2 separate regions of the Homo sapiens genome follow, and region 2 is linked to region 1. A link is an interaction called in ENCODE POLR2A ChIA-PET data of the cell type or tissue named here. Cell type or tissue: B cell. All regions are shown on one strand. Links, peaks and the distances in the headings refer to the core of each region. The heading gives the core; the rest is flanking DNA.

What was found. ChIA-PET counts read pairs that join two places held together with the same protein. Peaks named below come from ENCODE experiments on the same cell type or tissue, not always from the same donor. Only the 100,000 strongest peaks of a DNase experiment are listed, where the experiment ranks them.
Region 2: POLR2A ChIA-PET joins it to region 1 with 5 read pairs; 3 of 35 experiments call an interaction of 5 or more read pairs at or near these places.

What each region holds. Positions count from the first base shown.
Region 1 is chr1:224,189,519-224,195,993 of GRCh38, reverse strand. It overlaps DEGS1 (delta 4-desaturase, sphingolipid 1), which reads right to left. Exons shown (of 3, transcript NM_003676.4): 2 at 5,675-6,417; 3 at 2,553-3,662. The coding sequence ends at 3,516. Among named protein-coding and RNA genes, the nearest start is that of DEGS1, 9.5 kb to the right of the region's middle. RefSeq lists an enhancer at 3-72 and a silencer at 3,366-3,435. In B cell, for the core only: no CTCF peak of the experiment used is centred there; a DNase peak (open chromatin) is centred at 3,323; H3K27ac peaks cover 1,227 bases.
Region 2 is chr1:224,394,906-224,399,905 of GRCh38, reverse strand. It overlaps WDR26 (WD repeat domain 26), which reads left to right. Exons shown (of 14, transcript NM_001379403.1): 10 at 872-1,017; 11 at 1,313-1,391; 12 at 1,680-1,809. It overlaps MIR4742 (microRNA 4742), which reads left to right and starts at 1,595; the gene lies at 1,595-1,679. In B cell, for the core only: no CTCF peak of the experiment used is centred there; no DNase peak of the experiment used is centred there.

The DNA.
Region 1 (6,475 bases), core at 612-5,611:
CAACAGAAGGGAGAACTCATGCAAAGCTACTGAGTGATTTCTTAGGACTGTCTGAGACGGGATCTCGCTCTGTCACCGAGGCTGGAGTGTAATGGCGTGCAATTTCAGTTCACTGCAACCTCCGCCTCCTGGGTTCAAGAAGCGAAACTCCAGCCGTGGGCGGTGGCTCAGGCCTGTAATCCCAGCACTTTGGGAGGCCAAGGCGGGCGGATCACGAGGTCAGGAGATTGAGACCATCCTGGCTAACACGGTGAAACCCCGTCTCTACTAAAAATACAAATTAGCCGGGCGTGGTGGTGGTCGCCTGTAGTCCCAGCTACTCGGGAGGCTGAGGCAGGAGAATGGCGTGAACGCGGGAGGCGGAGCTTGCAGTGAGCCAGATCGAGCCACTGCACTCCAGCCTGGGCGACAGAGCAGGACTCCATCTCAAAAAAAAAAGAAAAAAAGAAGCGAAACTCCTACCTCAGCCTCCTGAGTAGCTTAGGACCACAGATGCACACAACACCAGGCCCGGATAATTTTGTTTGGAGTTATTCTTTAGAGGTTATGGGGCCCAGCCTTCTTACTGCCCAGATTGGTAGCTCTCTTAAAGAATGGATCGAGTTGGCAGATGGGAGCCAGAATAATCGGGATGCCTGCTACGAAGACTGAAACTTCCATTCAGGAAAGAAGTGGTTATGTAAGTGGAGACTGGAGTTTTGGAGAGGGATGACAACCCACTCTGTGCATCCAGCAGGTAGTGAGAGGTCTGAAGTGATAGATTTGGAGGTTTTCAGCATTTACATGGCAGCTGCAGCCATTGGCTAAAGTTCTTTTGGTTGTTGTTTTTTTTTTTTGAGACGTAGTCTCACTTTGTCGCCCCGGCTGGAGTGCAGTGGCTCGATCTCGGCTGACTGCAAGCTCCGCCTCCTGGGTTCCCGCCATTCTCCTGCCTCAGCCTCCCAAGTAGCTGGGACTACAGGCGCCGGCCACTACGCCTGGCTAATTTTTTGTATTTTTTACTAGAGATGGGGTTTCACCGTATTGGCCAGGATGGTCTTGATCTCCTGACCTCGTGATCCGCCCACCTCGGCCTCCCAAAGTGCTGGGATTACAGGCGTGAGGCACCGCGCCTGGCCTTTTTTTTTTTTTTGGAGACGTTGTCTTGCTCTGTCGCCCAGACTGGAGTGCAGGGCGTGATCTCGGCTCACGCAACCTTTGCCTCCTGGGTTCAAGCGATTCTCCTGCCTCAGCTTCCCGAGTAGCCAGGACTACAGGCACATGCCACCATGCCCAGATAATTTTGTATTTTTTTTAGTAGAGACAGGGTTTCACCATATTGGTCAGGCTAGTCTTGAACTCCTAACCTCGTGATCCACCTGCCTCAGCCTCCCAAAGTACTGGTATTACAGCCACCACGCCCGGTGCCATTGGCCAGAGTTCTATAGACTTGATGGGAGTACATGATCTCTATGATCTAGCATCAAATCCAGGGGTATGTTTTGCAGATACTTTAGTGACTGAGTAAAATCTGAATTGTAAACTTGGTTCTATTGTCACTCTTTGATTGTTCTTTGAGTAACAGATTAGAAGATACTAGGAATTTTCCTAGGCAAGGGGGTCAGGAAGGGAAAGCAAAGTATTTTGGGGATGAAATGAGGTCTGTGAGACAGGCCTGGCAGTCCCACAGAGGATTCTACTCCTCACCCCGCCCTCAGCATTCTGGGTGTTGTTTTATTCTTTACGAAACTGCAATGTAGCCAACTTTTTTTTTTTTTTAGAGGGTGTTTGTCACCCAAGCTGGAGCGTAGTAGTGCGATCATGGCTCATTGTAGTCTCAATCTCAGCCTCCCAAGTAGCTGGGACTACAGGTGCACACCACCACACCACTCTTATTTTTTGAAAAGATGGGGGCCAGACACAGCGGCTCATGCCTGTAATCCCAGAACTTTGGGAGGCCAAGGCAGGCAGATCACCTGAGATCAGGAGTTTGAGACCAGCCTGGCCAACATAGTGAAAACCTGTCTCTACTAAAAATACAAAAAAAAAAAAAAAAAAAAAAAAATTAGCTGGGCATGGCTGTGCACGCCTGTGATCCCAGTTACTCAGGAAGCTGAGGCAGGAAAGTCGCTTGAACCCAGGAGGCAGAGGTTGTGGTGAGGCAAGATTGCGCCACTGCACTCCAGCCTGGACAACAGAGCAAGACTCCATTTCAAAAAATAAAAAATAAAAAAAGATGGGGTCTCACTATGTTGCCCAGGCTGGTCTCAAACTCCTGGTCTCAAGCGATCCTCCTGCCTCAGCTTTCCGAAGCATGGAATTACAGGTGTGAACCACCACACCCAGCTGCTGATGTATTTTTAAAATAATTCACCATATTACACTAAACGTATCCAAGTGACATATTTGAGGTAAGCAAGACTGCTGACATAACAACAGCCCATGCTACCAGCTACTTGAGACCAACGATCTACCATCAGACCACAGCCAGTTCCCACTGCAGTGAAATAACATGAAAGTCTTTATCAGTTGAGCAGTTTCTAATGTGAGAGTCAACACACCTGAAAAATGAATTTGAATGGTGGAAATTCAGTAAGTACTTTATTTATGAGTAAGGCTGTACAGGATTCAGCAGTGTCTAATTCGGGTCCCATATAGAAGTTAAAATTTTTAAATGAGTAATTCAGCTTACAGGGAAATATATTTTCATCTCAATCTTTTATGCTATATCATACCTCAGGCTTTTTAAAAATTATTTTTGAGATGAAATTTTAAAGTTCCCCCGGTACCCAAGTTACCATATTATATAGTATAAAGATAGTGAAATACAAAAATGTAACAAATACTAATACACTGTGATTAATAGCTGTTTATTAGCTTTTTAATAAAGCAAAACTTTATAGTGAAATAAACTAGAAATAGCTTTTTATTTTTTATATATATTTATTTATTTTTGAGATGGGGTCTTGCTCTGTTGCCCAGGGTGGAGTGCAGTGGCACAATCTTGGGTCACTGCAGCCTCTGCCTCCGCCTCCTGGGTTCAAGCAATTCTCCCACCTCAGCCTCCCATGTAGCTGGGATTACAGGCATGTGCCGCCACGCCCGGCTAATTTTTGCATTTTTAGTAGAGATGGGGTTTCACCGTGTTGGCCAGGCTGGTCTCGAACTCCTGACCTCAGGTGATCCACCCACCTTGGCCTCCCAAAGTGCTGGGATTATAGGCATGAGCCACCGTGCCTGGCGAAATAGCTTTTTAGAAGCTTTTTAAATGATATGCTTATAAAATGACAGACATGAGTGAAACATCCTCAATGACGATAATACACAAGTCACAAGTTTCCTGTGAGTGAAACTGAGCAGTACAGAGTCAGGCTGACTGTTTAAAAGCCAGATTCACTTCTTGGTATCACCGAGCTCTTACTCTGAAATTGTGCCAGGGGAGCTTCTGAGCATCACTGGTCTCAAGTTTAATAATGCAAAAATTCCATTTTATCATCTAAAGTTTTGGAGAAGAATCCCTTTGGCACTAATGATATTTACTCCAGCACCATCTCTCCTTTTTGGTGCCTCTTCATTCTTGAGTAGGGACTTATTGTATCATCCATCACAAAATCATACAGTACTTTTATCCAGGAATTGTAGTGAGGGAGGTTGTCATAGTATTCAGCTGCTATTTTCCTCACCTAGAAGGGAAAAAATACAGCAAGATGAAAAATGAGTGTTACTAGGTTCTTTCAAAGATGACTGATGAATGGTTGACACAAACACTGAGAAGGGAAACCATGAGACCTGCCTCCCTCCTCTCTCTTAAAAAAAAAAAAAAGCAGCAGCAGCAGCAGCTGTGGGAATTCTAAACAAAAAGCAGTCTACATTTCAGCAGCAGTTGAATACACTCGACCCTCTAGGTCTCTCTCCCATCACATTCCAAGGGACTAAATATCTGGCTTATTTGTAAAATTAACAACAAATACATACAATTAGATTAACTTGATATTATTAAAGAATGTACTGCATGGATGACGCCATAGAATATAAAGGCAACATCTGATCCCTGCCATCCAGGAACTTACAAATACTAATAAATTGTGGCATGCTAATTAGATAGAAATTAAGCACTTGGCTGGGTGCGGTGGCTCATACCTGTAATCCCAGGACTTTGGGAAGCCGAGGCGGGTGGATCACCTGAGGTCAGGAGTTCGAGACCAGCCTAACCAATATGGTGAAACCCCATCTCTACTAAAAATACAAAAAAATTAGCCAGACATGGTGGCGTGCGCCTGTAGTCCCAGCAACTCAGGAGGCTGAGATAGGAGAATTGCTTGAACTCGGGAGGCGGAGGTTGCAGTGAGCCGAGATTGTGCCACTGCACTCCAGCCTGGGTGAGAGAGAGACTCCATCTCAAAAAAAAAAAAAAAAAAAAAAAAGCACTTATCAAATGTGCAATTCTGCCATCTCAAGTTAAAAATGTCTTTTCATCTCAAGTTAAAAAACTATCTGGATGGGCACAGTGGTTCGTATGTATAATCCCAGCATCATTCTGGAAGGCAAGAGAATCACTTGAGCCCAGGAATTTGAGACCAGCCTGGGCAACACAGGGAAACCCATCTCTCTCTTTTTTTTTTTTTGAGACGGAGTTTCGCTCTGTCACCCAGGCTGGAGTGCAGTGGCACAATCTCGGCTCACTGCAACCTCCACTGCCCGAGTTCAAACGATTCTCCCGCCTCAGCCTCCCGAGTAGCTGGGACTATAGGTACCCGCCACCATGCCCAGCTAAGTTTTTTGTATTTTTAGTAGAGACAGGCTTTCACTATGTTGGCCAGGCTGGTCTCGAACTCCTGACCTCAGATGATCCACTCACCTAGGCCTCCCAAAGTGCTGGGATTACAGGTGTGAGCCACTGCACCCATCCAGGAAACTCCAGCTCTATAAAAATGTTAAAAATGTTAAAAATTTTAACAAACCATTTGGAGGATTAAAAGAAATTATTTAAAAAATCAGCCTGTCATAGCATGTGGCTGTAGTCCTAGCTACTTGGGAGGCTGAGGCAGGAGGATCACTTGAATCCAGGAGTTTGAGACCAGCCTGAGCAACACAGCAAGACCCTGCCTCTACAAAAAATAAAAAATTAGCCAGGCATGGTGGCACGTGCCTATAATCCTGCCTACTCAGGAGGCTGAGGTGGGAGGATCGCTTGACCCAGGAGTTGAGGCTGCAGTGAGCTATCGTACCACTGCACTCTAGACTAGGTGACAGGGCAAGACCCTGTCTCTAAAAAAACATAAAGTTAAAAAATAAAATTAAAAATAAATCCTAAGTGTAACCACTAAGCTTAAGGACCCAAGAGTGAACCCTTTGTAAAAGTAGGCTGGAAGATGCAGTATTTATATTCTTGCTCTTTTTGTTTTTTTTTTTTTTAATGAACTGCTTGGACTGACAAAATACTAGCCTGGCCAACATGGCAAAACCCCATCTCTACTAAAAATACAAAAATTAGCTGGGCGTGGTAGCATGCGCCTGTAATCCCAACTACTTGGGAGACTGAGGCATGAGAATCGTTTGAACCCGGGAGGTGGAGGTTACAGTGAGCCGAGATCGTGCCACTGCCCGCCAGCCTGGGCGACTGAGTGAGACACCGTCTCAAAAAACAAACAAATGAAAAAACAAAATTAGAATATGTATCAAATCCTTTACTTACCAGTGGAAGACTTTTTCCAGGAATGTTGGGGAAATCATGATGTTCATTATGATAACCCACATTGAAGGTAAGTAAATTCAGAGGCCCATAATATGAGTAAGTTTCATGACCCTTTAAGAACATGTAATGCTCAGCTATAAAATGTCCAGAAATTGGGTGCAAACCCAGGCCAAGTAAAGATGCTGCCAACATGTAGACTAAGGATTTAATTCCCAAAAAGTAATAAATTAAAATGTCAAAAGTGACCTGTGCCACGGTATTGATAACTTCCAGATACGTAATTGGTTTGGGGTTGATGAACAGAGGTCGAAAGGCATAAAAGAGAGGCTGAAGAATAACCCATATAAACTTTCTGAAAGCGGTACAGAAGAACCAGCCCTCAAAATCGGTAGGAATATCTACATCGACGCCATCAGCTCCAAGGTACCGATGATGATCCATGTGATACCTCTTAAAGGAAATTGAATATGGAATCCCAATAGGAAGATTAGCAAACATTCCAAACCAGCGATTCCACATTGCTTTGCAGTTGCCAAAGGCAGCATTGTGGGCAATCTCATGAATAGCCAGAGTCATTGAGTGGTTAATGCAACTGCCAAACGCATAGGCCCCAAATATGACCCATTTCCAGTCCAAGTCTTTTACTATGTAAAATGCACCCAACTGGGTGAGAACCATCATAATTATAATCCATATCAAATTGGGATCAGGTTTCATCAAGGACTTTATCTCTGGATACTTTGCTGTAAAGAAAAAACAAAAAAACAGGAACTAAGAAAAGTATGTAATAGTTCACCAATT
Region 2 (5,000 bases), core at 1-5,000, 200 kb before region 1:
CAAACTTCTGGGCTCAAATGATCCTCCCGCCTTGGCCTCCCAACGTGCTGGGATTATAGGCATGAGCTACCACACCCGACCCCAGATCAATTTTTTAAACTAAAACAAGATAATAAATCATTTAATTTAGCTAAAACAGGTTATCAGTTTCTTTTATTAAGCTCGTTTGGAACACATGGATTTTGGTGTTATATTATCTCAATATGGTTATGAATTGTTCTTAATTCCCTGCGTGCAAGATGATCATGTATGTTTCTGCTGAGTTTGCTGTCCTATACTGTGTTAAGCCATCAAGATACAGGATTATCTAACTTATAAAATGGGAAGGGTTGTTCCTCTCAGAACTTTGGATATTCAATGAGATAATGACTATAAGAGCTTTGATCTGTAGAGCACATTACAAATTTGGTAAATTTTTGAAAAATGTCATTAACAGATTCCTCCAGTCTGTATGAAGCTGTAAAATGTTTTAGAATCTTTTTCCATTTCACAACTCCTAAATATTAGGACAAATTCCAGTATAGTGAATTTTAAAGGAACGTTTAAATTGTTTTTGAATAAAAGTAAGACCTTACTTGGAACTTAGGGACTGTTTCTTTCTTTGTGTTATTTATGCATGGTGAGTTATTGAAGGGAAGATAGAGCTACAAAGTGTCTCTCTGCTTTCCCTTAAGTATGGTTGTAATGAAATTTGAACTATATTCAAATTTTCATGGTTAAAAACACTTCTAGAACAATTAGGTTGAGATCAGTCTCAGGAAAAAAAAAAAACCTGTTACTAAAAGATATTGTGAAGGGAGTCTTTTGGTTCTTTATTTGCTTTCTGAGTGCTGTTGAGTAATGAAGTTAATAGTAGTTTTTTCTTACTCAGGACTTAGATGGTAATCTCCTTGACTCCTGGGAAGGGGTAAGAGTGCAATGCCTTTGGTGCTTGAGTGATGGAAAGACTGTTCTGGCATCAGATACACACCAGCGAATTCGGGGCTATAACTTCGAGGACCTTACAGATAGGAACATGTAACTATTTTTTGTTTCCATTAAACAACAATTACCTGATTTATATTCAAATGTGTAGTGGAACTTGCCTTTTCACAGTTTTTATGTTTTTCGTTTTGGTTTGCGTGGTAATTTGGATTGAAGGTCACATGGTACTTAGTAATCAGTAACTCAGATTCTTCTCAATTGAAGTATAGTATGTAATAGTGATTGCAGGCAAAATTGTCATACTTAAGCTAGCACATCTTATGTATTGATAATTTGAATGTCTTGACTGTTAATATGTTGTTTTTGACAAATTATTTTCTGGTTCCAGAGTACAAGAAGATCATCCTATTATGTCTTTTACTATTTCAAAAAATGGCCGATTAGCTTTGTTAAATGTAGCAACTCAGGTATGTTTATTAGTATAATTTTCTGAAAAATTTGGCTTAGTACAAGTTTTATTTTAACTGTTATTTTCAGTGTATTTATATTAACAAAATTTTCTACTTACCCTTAAATTTGATTGCATGTGATTGATCCTTAAATGTGTATAATCAACCATAAATTTGTCAGAATGTTGGTATTTTGCATAATAGAAAATGAAGATATTTCATCAGGCAAAGGGATATTTACAGATACTTTTTAAAATTTGTTTGAGTTGAGGCAGATTAAATATCTGTATTCTCCTTTGCCTGCAGGGAGTTCATTTATGGGACTTGCAAGACAGAGTTTTAGTAAGAAAGTATCAAGGTGTTACACAAGGGTTTTATACAATTCATTCATGTTTTGGAGGCCATAATGAAGACTTCATCGCTAGTGGCAGTGAAGGTAAATTGTGTCCTTATCAGTTTACATATGTTGATATTAAAGTCTGTAAATCTCAATTTATGAAGGCAGTCATGTCTCCAAGAAAATTCAGGGTAGTAAGTTAAAATTCTTTCATTTATCCAATACACGGTTAATTTCTCTCTGTAATGACCTAAGCCCCTGTATTATCACAAATTGTCACATGCTGTCATGTATTACTTTCTCCTTTTCTGTAATGACCTAAGCCCTCCATATTGTCATGTATTGTCACGGATTAGCAGTGCTTATTCTGACCACGTAGCAGTGTGTTTGGTGCATGTGTCTAATCAAGATTTAGTTAAATTATTATACTTTCATATGTTGACTTGTATTTTCATGGGACTGATGGTTTTTAAGGGTTGGTAGTATCTGAAAAATCAAGGTTAATTATGATGCTCTACCTGAACTTGGACAGATTTGACTATAGTTAGTTCTTCAGTATTTCTTCAGCGGTCACCAGAGTTATAATTGAGTTTGATAATTCTTAAGATTTTAGGAAAGCTGAAATTATTCTTCCTACTACTACCCTTTTGAATAAACTTGTTCTCTAATCTAAAAGTGTCAGTATTCCAGACAGGAATATGCCTAAAGTCACTCTAAAGTGTGAATTGTTTAGAAGATGCAAGCACAAATAAGTGAGGCAGTAATAAAAATTAGTGTACTTTTTAAGGCGATAGGAACTTAACTAGTGGCAAATTATTGCAAGTTTTTATTCAACACATTTTTCTTCAATACCCACTGTACATTTCTAGGTACTATAAAAGCAAATTATTTAAGTCACTTTTTTTGGCCGGGCATGATGGCTTACACCTGTAATCTCAACACTCTGGGAGGCCTAGATGGGAGTACTGCTTGAGGCCACGAGTTCCAGACCAACCTGGGCAACATGGCTAGACACTGTCTCTACAAAAAGTAAAAAAATATATACTGAATCTGGTTTTATAAGATAGACCAAGGAATTAGATTATGTTATGTTCCATTTATTGTATAAGATGTTTACTATCCCTATCTTGACAAAAAACTGATCTTGGTAGATAAGAGGATCATAAAGTGCACATGAGGTTTACCTTTAAGAATAAGGCATATTTAAGGATTGGGACAAAGAGAGACATTTAGAGATTTAGATTTTAACATCAAGCATATAAATTCATCTATTCCTTTTCTTTTCTTTTCTTTTCTTTTCTTTTTTTGAGTGCAATGGCACGATCTTGATGCAACCTCCACCTCCTGGGCTCAAGCAGTCCTTCCCTCCTCAGCCCCTCAAGTAGCCCCAACAAATTTTTGTAGAGATGGGGTTTCACCGCGTTACCCAGGCTGGTCTTGAATTCCTGAGCTCAAGCAGTCTACCTGCCTCAGCCTCCTGAAGTGCTGGGATTACAGGCATGAGCCACCGCGCCCAGCCTGAATTCATCAATTCTTTCTTTCTACCGAAAATCAGCGTCAGATGAGATTGGGAGGAAAGAAGAGTGGTTAGGTAGCAATTGGGAATTTACTTTTTTCCAGTCAGGAAATTTAGTTTTTTCCACTACTTCTAGATTCTCTATTGGCTTTTTGTTTTGTTTTGTCTGTCTGTTTTTAATATATCGCGGGAGATAATAGACATTAGTTTCTAATTAAATTTTCCTGTGGTCTAAATATGTTAAGCCTTCTTGCTTTTAAATTCCTCCTGTTTATAAGATGTCTTCTTCCATGGTCTATTCAATCCTGCTTCTGGTAGGTTTTCTTTCTCTTAATTATGCCTGAGAATCCCTTACAGCTCTTTCTGTGTACCCTAGAGGTACTTAAAATTATGTATGGCTACCATTATCCCTAGAAAAGCCAAACTTTTTTTTAAGCCCAAACTAACTTAGAAACAACGATGAATACTATAATTAAACCACATTATCTTCTGGTTTAGGGCTACAAATTAGACCACTGTCAAGTACAGAGATTAGTCTTCTCATGACTCAAGTGATTTAGAATGGTTTTGAAAATGTTTTGAACATCAATCAGATATAGCGAGTATATTATCTCCCAGGATGACCACAGTAATCCATTTGCCATTTATTTGTAAGGAATATATTTCAATGACCCTCCAAATCCCCAAATATATAAGTGCCAGTATAAAATAGAGCAATTAAAAACCGTTTCCCAAAAAAGTTATACCACTACTCAAGCCTTTTCATTGTGCTGGCAATATGTAGAAAAACTGGACTTTTTTACCTTTGCATAAACAATAGATTTCTCAGATTGATACAGCAAACAGAGCTTGATGATAAAGCCTGTCATTTTGACCTTGATTACTTCAAACCCGGTTTTTCCTGCCTTTCACCAAATGTGCTCCTTGAATATATATTCACAAAAACATTTTCCACCAAATAGAGAAATATTCAATTGCATTCACACTTTAACCCTGTGATCCTTCTCCTTGTGGACCTCTTCAGTTTAGGAAGGAAATACAGCTAACCTGTCTTTACTTTTTTTTTTTTTTTTCCTAATTTCATTTCATGTAAGAAAAAATTATTTTCAAAAATTATTGAGCAGCAGATACTTCTAAGAAGATAAATTCAGTTTTTAAATTGGTGCCTTTTAGCTTTTGCTTCACACATACACACACAAAAAGTTCAGATACAGTTCCAGCTTTTTATCTTCATGTCAGAAATTTTGAAGCTAAGGCACATCCTCTAAGGTTTCCTCAACTGGCAGTACACCCACTGACAGTTTGCACATTGGCCATACTTAACTGATATATCATTAAGTTATACACCTTTCTAATTTGCCCTGGGATTCTGCCCTCTGTTCAAGAACCATCACCTGTACTTAATCTCGTCACAGTAGTAAATGGTGTTTATTCCAAACACCTTTCCACATACAAATATATTTAATCCTTATAACAACATGATATGAGGTTAGTATCCCCATTTACAGGTGAAGGGTTGTAAAGAGTAATTTGCCCAAAGTTGCTCAGCTAGTCAGTGTTGGAGGAAGGATACAATGTTGAGTAGTCTGATTCCAGAGCCCATACTCTCAACCAATACTCTCTATACTATGTGGCTAGTTTTTTGAAGATTCGTTTATTACAAAGAAAGCTGTAGGGGATTTTGATTGTTGTGGTCACTTCATGAGATTATAGTCTACAAAGCCATATCATGATGCAGATAAGGGACCATTGTCTACTCTCACTAGTAAGCTCT